Linked DNA regions of Homo sapiens: all the other regions are linked to region 3. Evidence: chromatin contacts called from ENCODE Hi-C or POLR2A ChIA-PET data. All regions are on one chromosome and are shown on one strand. The core of a region is the stretch at or near the end of the contact, and the rest is flanking DNA. Distances in the headings are between cores, read along the strand shown. Region 1 has its middle 120 kb from the start of FST. Region 2 has its middle 110 kb from the start of FST. Region 3 has its middle 62 kb from the start of FST.

Evidence for each region. Hi-C counts contacts between places; a loop is a spot of excess contacts on that map. ChIA-PET counts read pairs that join two places held with the same protein, here RNA polymerase II (POLR2A). Pooled maps may share reads with other maps.
Region 1: a pooled map shows a loop between it and region 3 (2.2-fold over the local background). The contact joins two enhancer-like sites. A Hi-C loop is called at or near these places in 9 of 168 maps with a recorded cell type or tissue (Calu3, IMR-90, MCF 10A and 4 more) and 3 of 50 pooled maps. POLR2A ChIA-PET finds 5 or more read pairs at or near these places in 3 of 52 experiments (AG04450, PC-3 and endothelial cell of umbilical vein).
Region 2: a loop to region 3 is called in a map of endothelial cell of umbilical vein, with 7 times the contacts of the local background. The contact joins two enhancer-like sites. A Hi-C loop is called at or near these places in 9 of 168 maps with a recorded cell type or tissue (Calu3, IMR-90, MCF 10A and 4 more) and 3 of 50 pooled maps. POLR2A ChIA-PET finds 5 or more read pairs at or near these places in 1 of 52 experiments (AG04450).

The regions. Positions count from the first base shown.
Region 1 is chr5:53,354,189-53,358,007 of GRCh38, reverse strand. No RefSeq gene overlaps it. Among named protein-coding and RNA genes, the nearest start is that of FST, 120 kb to the left of the region's middle. Within about 2 kb of position 2,552, at least 2 of the 41 ENCODE cell types and tissues checked have a DNase peak (open chromatin) inside an H3K27ac peak, as active enhancers do; they include PC-3, where a contact is called at or near this core.
Region 2 is chr5:53,372,694-53,376,426 of GRCh38, reverse strand. No RefSeq gene overlaps it. Among named protein-coding and RNA genes, the nearest start is that of FST, 110 kb to the left of the region's middle. Within about 2 kb of position 2,431, at least 2 of the 41 ENCODE cell types and tissues checked have a DNase peak (open chromatin) inside an H3K27ac peak, as active enhancers do; they include endothelial cell of umbilical vein and mammary epithelial cell, where a contact is called at or near this core.
Region 3 is chr5:53,417,237-53,420,834 of GRCh38, reverse strand. No RefSeq gene overlaps it. Among named protein-coding and RNA genes, the nearest start is that of FST, 62 kb to the left of the region's middle. Within about 2 kb of position 2,279, at least 5 of the 41 ENCODE cell types and tissues checked have a DNase peak (open chromatin) inside an H3K27ac peak, as active enhancers do; they include PC-3, endothelial cell of umbilical vein and mammary epithelial cell, where a contact is called at or near this core.

The sequences.
Region 1 (3,819 bases), core at 1,303-3,802, 63 kb after region 3:
ACAATGCGGATTATTCTTCATTTCCCTCTCGAAATTCATTCTTTACCCTTCTCTTACCAGCTCCGTTCTCCAAAAGCCTGGCCTTTTTTGTTTTTCTTTTTTTTCTTAGATGGAGTCTTGCTCTGTCACCCAGGCTGGAATGCATGGCACGATCTCGGCTCACTGCAGCCTCCGCCTCCTGGGTTCAAGTGAATCTTCTGCCACAGCCTCCTGAGTAGCTGAGACTACAGGCATGTGCCACAATGCCTGGTTAATTTTTGTATTTTTAGTAGAGATGGGGTTTCGCCATATTGGCCAAAGCCTGGCCTCTTTATGGACGGTACCACTCAAGCTCCCTTGGCTTCTGGTTTCTATTTGAGTTCAGCAAAGCTAGAGATTAGCAGACAGGAAGTGAGAGTAGGTGGGGTATTTTTATTCTCCCTGTTTCTTCTCAGTTTGGGCAGTGGCCATCTTACTTTACCTATATTCACAGCTATTTTAGTTAGGTGGTCCTTCTCTTATGATTCTGGCTCTCATTGGGTAACACGATCCTCTTTTTGTCTTGAGTCTAGGGGAGGTAAAGGCTTTCTACTATACCTAGTCCTTGCATGTTTCACCATCCCTCATTGGTAGTCTTAATCAGGTCCACACCGTTATAAAATGTTTTATCTTAAAACTTTTTTCCACTAGCCCTTTGATTGTACCATACATTTCTTGCTGGATTTCTGATTAAGATGTGGGCATTGAGAAAAAGACAAAAAGCACAGGTAATTGGAAGTAATAGGTCTTTATGAATGTGACTGCCCTTTAGGAGACAGTGATGTGAAGGTCATAGTATATGTCTCAGAATTATGTGTACCTACACCTCAGACAGATGGAAAAACAGGCACTGTGAGGAGAAGATTGCTCAAGGAATATGGAGACCTAGGATTTCTCTTTGAGGGGATATTATGATATGAACATTATGATGGATACATTTAGATAGTCTTTTACTCTTCTGCTAAGTTAGTTCTTTATAGAACAAGCACAGTAACAGGCAATAGAGTAGGCATAGGAAAAGTTAGAGCAGAAGTTGGAGCATCATGAATGGATTTCCATCAGACAGTCCACCCAGAAGGACTTGAACTGTTCTCGTCCTTTGGGGGTAATGAGTATCTACCATACTGAAGCCAACTTAATAATTAAATTTAAAACTATATAACTTTGGGGATTGGCTCTCCTCTTTGCTGAGGCAGAAAAAAGAGCAATGGACAAAGCTCTAACACCTGGAATAGTGAATAGGTAAGAGTGTTTTAGCTGGATAGTGTGTTGAGAGAAGAACAGAGCCATTTCTGGCAGTCCTGTAGACTTGAGTGGTTCCATGCTTATTATGCTGAGCAGGAAGAAGTGGCCATGGGCATGCACCTGTTGAAGAGTAATGACAAAGGATTCTGAGATTTCCTGCAGAGCTGTGAGTCCTTAGGAGCGGGACCAGTAAGAAGCTAGATAATCCTAATGCATACTCATTTTCTAATGAAGCTTCCTTAGTGATATGGCAATGGTGCCAAATTCAAAGTTTAATTCAACCAATACACAAGTGACCAAAGTATTGCCTTAAATCACTGAGTTACAACTCTAACATATATCCGTATTTTTAAAGCCCATCAAATTGTAGGAAATTTGGGATATTCAATCACAGTGTGTAGCCTCTGGTATGTTTTTGGTCAAAAACACTGAACTATACAGCCAGAATTAAGTGGAAAGTTTAGAGATTATCCAGTAAATTCTTTTGTGGCAACAGCCAAAAGGGATTATTTTGGTCTCTGGTTGATTTTTTTTTTGGCTTATTTGGCCAATTTTAATTGGCTGTCTATGGCAGACCAAAGTTAACAGAAGACTGTGGGCTTCCAGACAAGGGACGATCATTAGCAGAATGAAATTGAGTCATATCCTGGGAAATCACAAAATCCTTTGTGTTTTAGCTGGGATTAAAAAGGAAAAGTGAAGGACAATATATCTGTAACTTATTTTTGGCACTAAGAAGTTAAATACTGAGAGAAAATCAGATGATGTTAAAAATAGGAGTTACATGTTTTAAAATTTTAGGTCATAGAGAAAAATTATTAACAATAAATATTTATCTTTTGAGCTATGCCTATTGAAATAGTTGATATATAGACCCAATTCAGCAGATTTCTGCTCTGTTTTTTGGGCAGAGGTGATTTCAGACAAGCCTCCAATCTCTGCCCTCTCTGTTTCTCCAGTTCTATCCTACTTAGTAAAGAACCACACAACCTGCACTCATGGTGAACAAAGCTATTATTTAATGGAATCTTTCCACTGTGAAACCAAATTATTTTAATTGGCTTAAAATAATAATAAATACTGAAAGCCAAGTACGCGACCTCTGGCCCTGCTGGCGTTTAAGATATCATACTCATCATACTTTCTGGTGAGAGTCTCAGGCCCGTCTCTGAAGAAGGGCCAAATGTAAATAAATTCATCATGTTTAGATCAGGGTTTTGCCAATGTATATTATGTCTCATATAAGCCCTTATTATATAACTTCCTTCTTTGGGTTTTACAGAGTTCTTGTTTGTTGACATTCAGGGTGTGTCTAGAAAGTGTATTTTTGATTCATCCTACTCACCTAGGCAGCGTGCCCTGGACATTAGGGGTTCTGGTTTATACTTCATGGTTTATTTTTTGTGGCTATATATTTCTTACATTTTGTTCATGTGCCCTTGGACTTCTCAGGAAAAGCTTAACAGCTCATTTTTATAAATCAATAAATAAGTAACTAATACATCATGGATCAAAGTCCACAATAGCAGCACTGTAGAGAGATTTATATTGTCCTAGGCACTTATGCACTTATAATGATGATATCCTTGGACCCAAGGCCTAACACATTTTTCATTAGAACTATTAGATTCCATACAAGATCAACAATGACAAACACTCTAGTGAAAATGATGAAAATTTAACAGGCTTCTTTTACAGACTTCAGAGTTTAGTGTTCTCATGTCCTCCTCTGTGGCCTGACTTCTTTCTATATTTCAGAATTCTCTTGTTTGATTTCCAAAAGCTACTCTGTTAATACCTCTTAAATTTAGAGGCATAATTGAAGAAGAATGAAACTTGGAGTTCCCAAATCTTTAACGACCCTCCCAGGAGCCAGGTTAGAAACTCTACCCAGGAGTAAGTATGCCTATCACTCTACATGCTCCAGGTTAAACTTTAGAACCTGTAGTTCAAGAGACGATTTTACCTCTTGTAAAATCTACCAAGTGTTCTTCGGGAAGAGAAGAGGGAGGTTTAGAGGGGCACTGCTTAGGAGTTGTAATGTGGAACATACCCTTTGCATCTGTGGATATTCATCTGCCCTGTTTAGCACTCTCTCAGCTCCTGACATAGTGCCTGGCACATGGGAGAACTCACACATTATTTGTCAAATTCATGAATGAATAAATGCAAATGTTGAAAGCAGGTAGAAAAACCAATAATTTAGTAGGTAGTATTAAATTTCTAACTTATACACATATTACCTATATTTCAAAGCAAAACAAAGGAACATTTGTTGAACAAAGAAAAATAAAGGCCTGACGCAGTGGCTCACGCCTGTAATCCCAGCACTTTGGGAGGCCGAGGTGGGTGGATCACCAGAGGTCAGGAGTTCGAGACTAGCCTGGCCAACATGGTGAAACCTTGTCTCTACTAAAAAATACAAAAATTAGCCTGGCGTAGTGGCATGAACCTATAATCCCAGCTACTTGGGAGACTGAGGCAGGAGAATCACTTGAATCCTGAAGGCGGAGGTTGCTGTGAGCTGAGATTGTGTCATTGCACTCCACCCCAGGT
Region 2 (3,733 bases), core at 1,182-3,681, 45 kb after region 3:
TCTTCCTTGGAAATTTTCCCTTCCCTGGCCTTCCCTTCCCCTCCTCTCTTCTCTCCTCCTCTCCCTTCCTTTTTTCTTTTCTCGTCCCTGTCCGAATCCTGATGGAACAAATCCTCACTGCCAGAGTTAGCAGAATCCAAACTATAATCGTCCTTTTAGTATAACACATACAATAACATATTATAGCAGTGAACCAGAACTAGAACCTTTGTAATTTATTTTTTTTTAAAAAAAAGGAACAAAATCTGTTGACTTAAAGATGAACTAAGACCTTATTTTCAGACTAAAAAGTAAAATAAAATCAATCCCCTGGGTTTTTCTTTTCTTTCTTTTGTTCTTCTTTTTCTGTGTGGCTTCATTATGAAATAAAATGGCTTTATAAGTAAAACAAACCTGTATACAAATGACTAAAATAAAGGGATAAAGACTTATCCCATTTTTTCTCTTTTTCACCCAAGGAACTATTTTTTCACCTAAAGAGAGATCTGAAGACTTAAACATGATTCCCTGAAATAACCAGCCAGCAATTCTGCAAAAAGGGAACCAAAATAAATACATCTTCTTAGAAGTCAGTTATAATTTCACATCTGACTTTTTTTTTTCTCTTTTGCTTACATGTTCCTTAATCCTTATTCCTCTCTGTCCCCATTCTACCTCCTTTGGGGAAGAGCCAAAGATCCCGGTAGGGTATCTGGTCTCCCCCTTCCTTGACAACTGATATTCTACTTGAAATATTTCTCATGCAGATTACTTCAGGAGACTGGGTAATTAATGCCTTGTGATGACAATGACCTAGAAAATATCCTTAAATAATTGCTGCTAATAGGCTCAGTTTTGTGATGGATATATTCTTAGAAATAAATTGTACCTGAATTTTAAGTGAACAGCTCAGGGTTAATCTGATTTCCTTTGGTTTATTTTCAAAGGAATGAGTAGTTTACTTCCAAGAAAGTTTATATTTTGTTTATGCTAATGTTCTTTTAGGCTATATTTGATGCCTCATTATAAGGCTGTTCCTTGTGCCATGACCTTCATGTCCAATATGGACGAATTAAGCCTTTTGATTATGCTCTAATTCTAAATGTACAGAGACTAATGTCTTGATGATGAAATGATCTTACTTCCTTATTTCAAGACGCAATGGATTTAGGTCTAGTGATATCTTTGTCTGAGGCTTGTAATCTTGATGAGGTTTACTATTTTCCTGTTGATCTATATCTTCCTTCTTTTTGAACCAGTGATTTCTGATCTTTCGTTCTTAAGACTAGGTTCTAATTCGCATATCTAACTCCAACTCTTAGAGTTATTTCTCTGCATAAACTGGGCCACACATTATACCTTACTGAAATAGAAAAAAGAAAGAAGAAATTTGCATCTGGTCATGCCCATGATACTTTTCTCTCAGAGGATCTTTACAAGTAGGTTTATTTGCGACTTCAGATTTTAGATAATCAGTTTTACTCAGAGGTCAAGAAGTTCAAACTTTTTTTGTGGGGAGGGGATAGATGGAGAACACAGTGAAATTTCAGAAATAAGTACTTCATTCCAAGATCTGGATGCTGAGTGTTGGAGGACTCATTTGACATTTTATTTTAGAAGCTGACCCAGGAGGACTCTGGTGAGGTGGTATTGAGATATCCTAGTTAATGTGATATTTATTCTTGAATGATTTGATTTCAATACTTATTTGGAATCTTTTAGAAGAAAAAAAAACCAAAAAACCTTCAGCATCTATGGAGGAAAGCAGGTATATGCCACATGTCTTTGACAGCAATGCATGCTGTTTTGATTGATGCAACATATTTACCTTGATAAGTTCCCTCTCATTAGTTTACATCTATACTAAATTAAACTAAAATCACCAAGGAACTGTTGTCTTTTCTGTGATGAGGACCGGTGTGATTTTGCATATATGCAAATAAGTACTTTAAAATATTTTAATAAAACATTTTAGGTTGAAAAAATTAGCACAAAGTCATGAAATAGACAAATGTCTATGTAAATCTAGCTTAAGAAATAAGACTTTACAGTTACTATTTCCTTCTTCCATTGACAAAGATAAACATAGTCTTGAGTTTTCGTGCATGTTTTTATTTATGTATTTATTTATTTTTGTAGATTTAAGGGGTGCAAGTGCAGTTTGGTTACACAGTTATATTGTGTAGCAGTGAAGTCTGGGCTTTTAGTGTAACCATCACCTGAATAGTGTGCATTGTAGCCATTAAGTAATTTGTCATCCCTCACACTCCTCCCACCCTCCGGCCTTTCTGAGTCTCCATTGTCTGTTATTCCACTTTCTGTATCCATGTGTACACATTATTTAGCCCCCACTTATAAGGGAGAACATGAGGTACTTGAGTTTCTGTTTCTGAGTTATTTCACTTAAGATAATGGCCTCCTGTTTCATTCATGTTGCTGCAAAAAACATGATTTCATTCTTTTTTTTATGACTAAGTAGTGTGCTACAGTATTTCCATACCACATTTCCTTTGTTTAATCATCCACTGATGGGCATCTAGATTGTCTCCATGACTCTGCTATTGTGAATAGTGCTGTGATAAATATCCGAGTACAGATGTCTTTTTCATTTAATGATTTGATTTCCTTTGGGTGGATACACAGTAGTGGGATTGCTGGGTGGAATGATAGTTCTATGTTTAGTTCTTCAAGAAATCTCCATACTGTATTCCATAGAGGTTGTACTAATTTATTCCCAACAACAGCGTATAGGTGTTCCTGTTTCTCCGCATTCTTGCCAACATCTGTTATTTTTAGACTTTCTAATGATAGCCATTCTGACTGGTGTAAGATGGTATCTCTTTGTGGTTTCAATTTGCACTTCTGTGATGATTACTGATGTTGAATGTTCTGTCAAGTGCTTGTTGGCTATTTGTGTGTCTTCTTATGAAATATATCTTCATATAATTTGCCCACTTTTTAATGAGGTTATTTGCTTTTTTCTTATTGAGTTGTTTGAGTTCCTTGTAGATTCTGGTGGATATTAGGCCTTTGTCAGATGCGCAGTTTGCAAATAATTTCTCAATCCTGTAGGTTGTCTGTTCATCCTGTTGATTATTTCTCTTGCCATGTAGAAATTTTTTAGTTTAATTAAGTCCCATTTGTCTACTTTGTATTTTTGATGCATTTGCTTCTGAGGTTTTAGTCATGAATTCTTTGTCTAGGCCAATGTCTAGAAGAGTTTTTTCTACGTTTTCTTCTAGAATCTTTATTTATTTATTTATTTATTTTATTTAGAATTTGTACTTTATAAGTTTCAGGTTATACATTTAAGTCTTTAATCCATCTGGAGTTAATTTTTTTAATATGGTGAGAGATATAGATCTAGTTTCTTTTTTTCTCTTTTTTTATTTTTATTTTTTAAGAAACTTCACTAGCAGGAAAGGTCCAGTTTTATTTTTCTGCATGTGGCTATCCAATTTTTCCAGCCCCATTTATTGAACAGGATGGCCTTTCTCCAGTGTATGTTTTTGTTGACTTTGTTGAAGATCAGCTGGCTATAGGTATGTGGCTTTATTTCTGAGTTCTTCATTCTGATCCATTGATCTATGTGTCTATTTTTATACTAGTACTATGCTGTTTTGATTACTATAGTCTTGTAGCATAATTTAAAGTCAGGTAATGTGATGATTCCAGCTTTGTTCTTTTTGCTTAGGACTGCTTGGGCTATTTGGTCTCTTTTTTGGTTCTATATGAATTTTAGGATTGCTTTTTC
Region 3 (3,598 bases), core at 1,030-3,529:
AAGTAAAAACTTGTTGTGACTAGAATAATCCTATTGTCCAAATTGTCCCTATAAACTCAGACTTAGGAGTTGTTGAAGCAGGTATATGCCTACATGGTGAAATTTTCCAGGACTAAATAATAGGACATTTCCCCATCTGTTTATAGTAGACCTGGTGCTTCCACCCTGAGAATCAGTGTTTAGTCAAGGCCTTGACTCTTTTATTTGCTGATGAAGGAGAATGTGTGCAAAAAGCTACACTTTTCCCCTGCAGCATTCTCTGAGCACATTAGCAAAATTTCAGTAACAGATCAGCAGCATTACCTTAGTAAAGAATAGGGAACTGACAGAATACACTCATGAAAGATTTGCTTTCGTTGGGGAGGCCATCTGGAGAGGACTGCCAGGACAAAGGCAGCCTGGGACAGGGTGGAAGACCTTGGGCCATTAGGGTCTGTGGTCACCTCCAGGATGACCTCCAGTGATTCTCACTTCTTGTTAGTCACACTCTGTGTTGTTCTCTCCCATTTTGAATAAGGGTTACCTTAGTAACCAATAGTACATTGTGGAAATGACTCCTAAGTGTGACTTCCAGAGGCTTCTGCCTTACTCTATGAGATCCCTCAGATCAACTTCTCTTACGGGAAGCCAGCTGCGATGTCATGAGGACACCCAAACAGCCCCATAGTTTCTTGGGGTAAGGAACTGAGGCCTGCTGCCAGCAACCAGCACCAGTTAGCAGTATGTGAGTGAGCCACGTGGGAAGTGGATTCTTCAGCCCCAATGCAACCTTCAGTGACTGTAACCCCAGCTGACGTTTTGACTCTAACCTTTTGAGGGAGTCTGAGGCGGAACCCACCAAGCTAAGTTCCTAGCCCACAGAAATTGTGTGAGGTAATAAATAATTATTATTTTAAGTCATTAAGTTTTTGGATAATTTGTTAAACAGCAATACATAACTAATACAGAACCCAGCACATGGTGCTAGATTCCTGGAAGAAAAGAGCAACGTTAAAAGAAATATTAAAAGCGTAGATCAGGGAGGCCAAAGAGACATTTTCTTCACGTTTTGCCCCAAAGTGGTATAGTTTACACTTTATAAAGGGGATGTAGTCATGGGGCTGGGAATGGTGGGAGAAAATGAATTCAATAACTAATTCCCAGAGCACCTGGATGAAAGGAAAAAAAGGCAAAACGATGAATGTTAGTTTGGGAAGGACTCCTGGATATGAAGGCTTGGAAATGGATCTTTCAACATCCTGTGAAGTTGTGAAAATTGTTTTGTACTTGAACAACCCTTGGATTTCATCAGACAGTAGGACCACAGTAATGTGGGTAAAAAAAAGTCTCCTGAGATCCTTGAGTCATTCTTTTTTTTCCTCGTACAAGACTCTAGTTAAGGCTACCAAAGACTATCTCACCTTTTACAAGTCAACATGCCAATGAAGGCAGCAGTTTCAAGGCTTGGCAAAAGGTTTCACATTCATTTAAACAAAAGGGGCTCTTTCTAAAATTATCTCTAGCTATATTAAACTATGAATCATGTTTGTACCTCTAGGAAGGACTTAAGTCACATATTAGCATTTAGGGAAGAAGGCTTTGTATTAGAGAGTAAAAAATTTTTAAAAAACAAATTGCTGTCTTACTACATGGTTTTATAACTGTCAACTTTTTATGTGTTTTCAATTGGGGGAAAGGATGAGTTTCTTTGGAAAGGGGCAAGGCAGGAAATCAGTAATGATTCATACCACTTTTTCACATGCTTCTCTGATGAGTTTTAATCACAAATCTGGGTCCACTTGTGTAACAAAAACATTAAAAGAGGGTGTTTTAAACTACGTCTTTTTATTAATCATGTATTTGGTCTTGTAAACAATACACGCAAGCACATCCTTGTTACGTCAGTTGGAAAACAGTGATTAACTAGCTGTTTAGGAGACGGGAGTATCTTGCAATTTTATATGCACTTCTCAAGTAGCTGTGTGTTTTCTCTTGGGTGATTTAATTTGATTTAGGCAAATTAAATTTTAGAATTTAATTGATTTTTAATTTTAATGATCTCTCTCTTCTATGCTTTGCATTTAATGGCATTTTTTAGGACTGCCACAGTAGTCTTTTGAAAAAAGGGCACATTTACTTGAAAGAAATATACTTTGTTATTTCTGAGTCCCTTTGAAATCGCTGAAGATGGTTTTACTTTAGCTTTCCCTTCAGCCTAATTCCCTTTTCCCCTTTGTTTCTATTGGGATGAGGTAATCCTGGGTTTGTAGAGTCTTTTGTGATGGAAATGGCTATGACCACACAGACGCGGCATAATATTTACTTGGAATAAGAGAAAGAGAAATATCAATAGTGCTGCTCACCAAGCATTTGAAAATACGTGTGTCTTTCATTTCCAGAGAGAAAAATACCACTTTGCATGTTCATTATTAATTTGGGTAACTGAAATATAGTGTGTGTTCATAAATTGTGAATCAAAATTGAATGAGAAGAGGAGTGAAATTTAAAAATTAATTATGGCAAGGTCTGAAGTTATGAAGGCCAGATGTATTAACGATGCATTAATATAGTATAAGACATTCATAAGTAAAATAAGGAAGTTATATGGAGCTGAACAAGCTCATCGAACAAATAGGGGTGTATGTGAGTACAGACCCTAGCTTCGTTGTTGTAGCCTGATTCTGAAGAACAGGTCAGCAACCTTTTTCTGTAAAGGGCCAGACAGAAAATATTTTAAGCTTGGAGGCCATAGGCCTCTATCACAACTACTCAGTTTTGCAGTTGTAATAGAAAGCAGCCATGGACAATATGGAAATGAATAGATGTGGCAGTATTTCAATAAAACTTTATTTATAAAAGCAGGCTGCATGCCAGATTTGACTTGGAGACTGTAGTTTGCTGCCTCCTATCCTACAGAACATAATTTTTCTTATTTACTTACTTGTAGACCAATGCATTGGAAAGGGAGTTTGAAGCAGCTTACAAGTACAGGTCGAGCATCCCAAATCTGAAAATCTAAAATCTGAAATGCTCCAAAATCTGCACCTTTTCCAGTGCTGACAAGACATCCAAGGCAAATGCTCATTGGAGCATTTTGGATTTTGAATTTTTGAGTTTCAGATGCTCAACTGGTAAGCAAAAGGCAAATTTCCCAAAATTTGAAAAATCCTTAAAAATGTATATAGCAAGGTCAAGGCACAGTAGGACCTGGAGAGATTTTGTGGGTAGGAATGGAGTGGGCTCCAGCCTATAGTAGATTGAGTACATCTATTGCTAACATCCGGGAATCACTTGGGAGCAAAGTCAGTGTCTGTGGACCATTCAGTTTTCATTTGAGTGAATATTATATGTAACCTGTGCTGAGGATCTGCGTAGATGCCCTTCATATCAGCATTGGTGAGAGCCTTCCAGGTGGGGCCCTTGACACCTAGAGGGGTGATGGTTGAAAAGAGAAATCTCCTACTCTATACCCCAGTGTGACTAAACAGGCCTAGCTCATCCCCTCAACCCCTGCCACTCCACTCACCAAATGGAACAGAAATTAAACACAGCCTTTTTAAATGTATATATCCTTTGTCCCTGTGCTTCCACTTGCAGGAATCCATCCTAAGAAAAATTT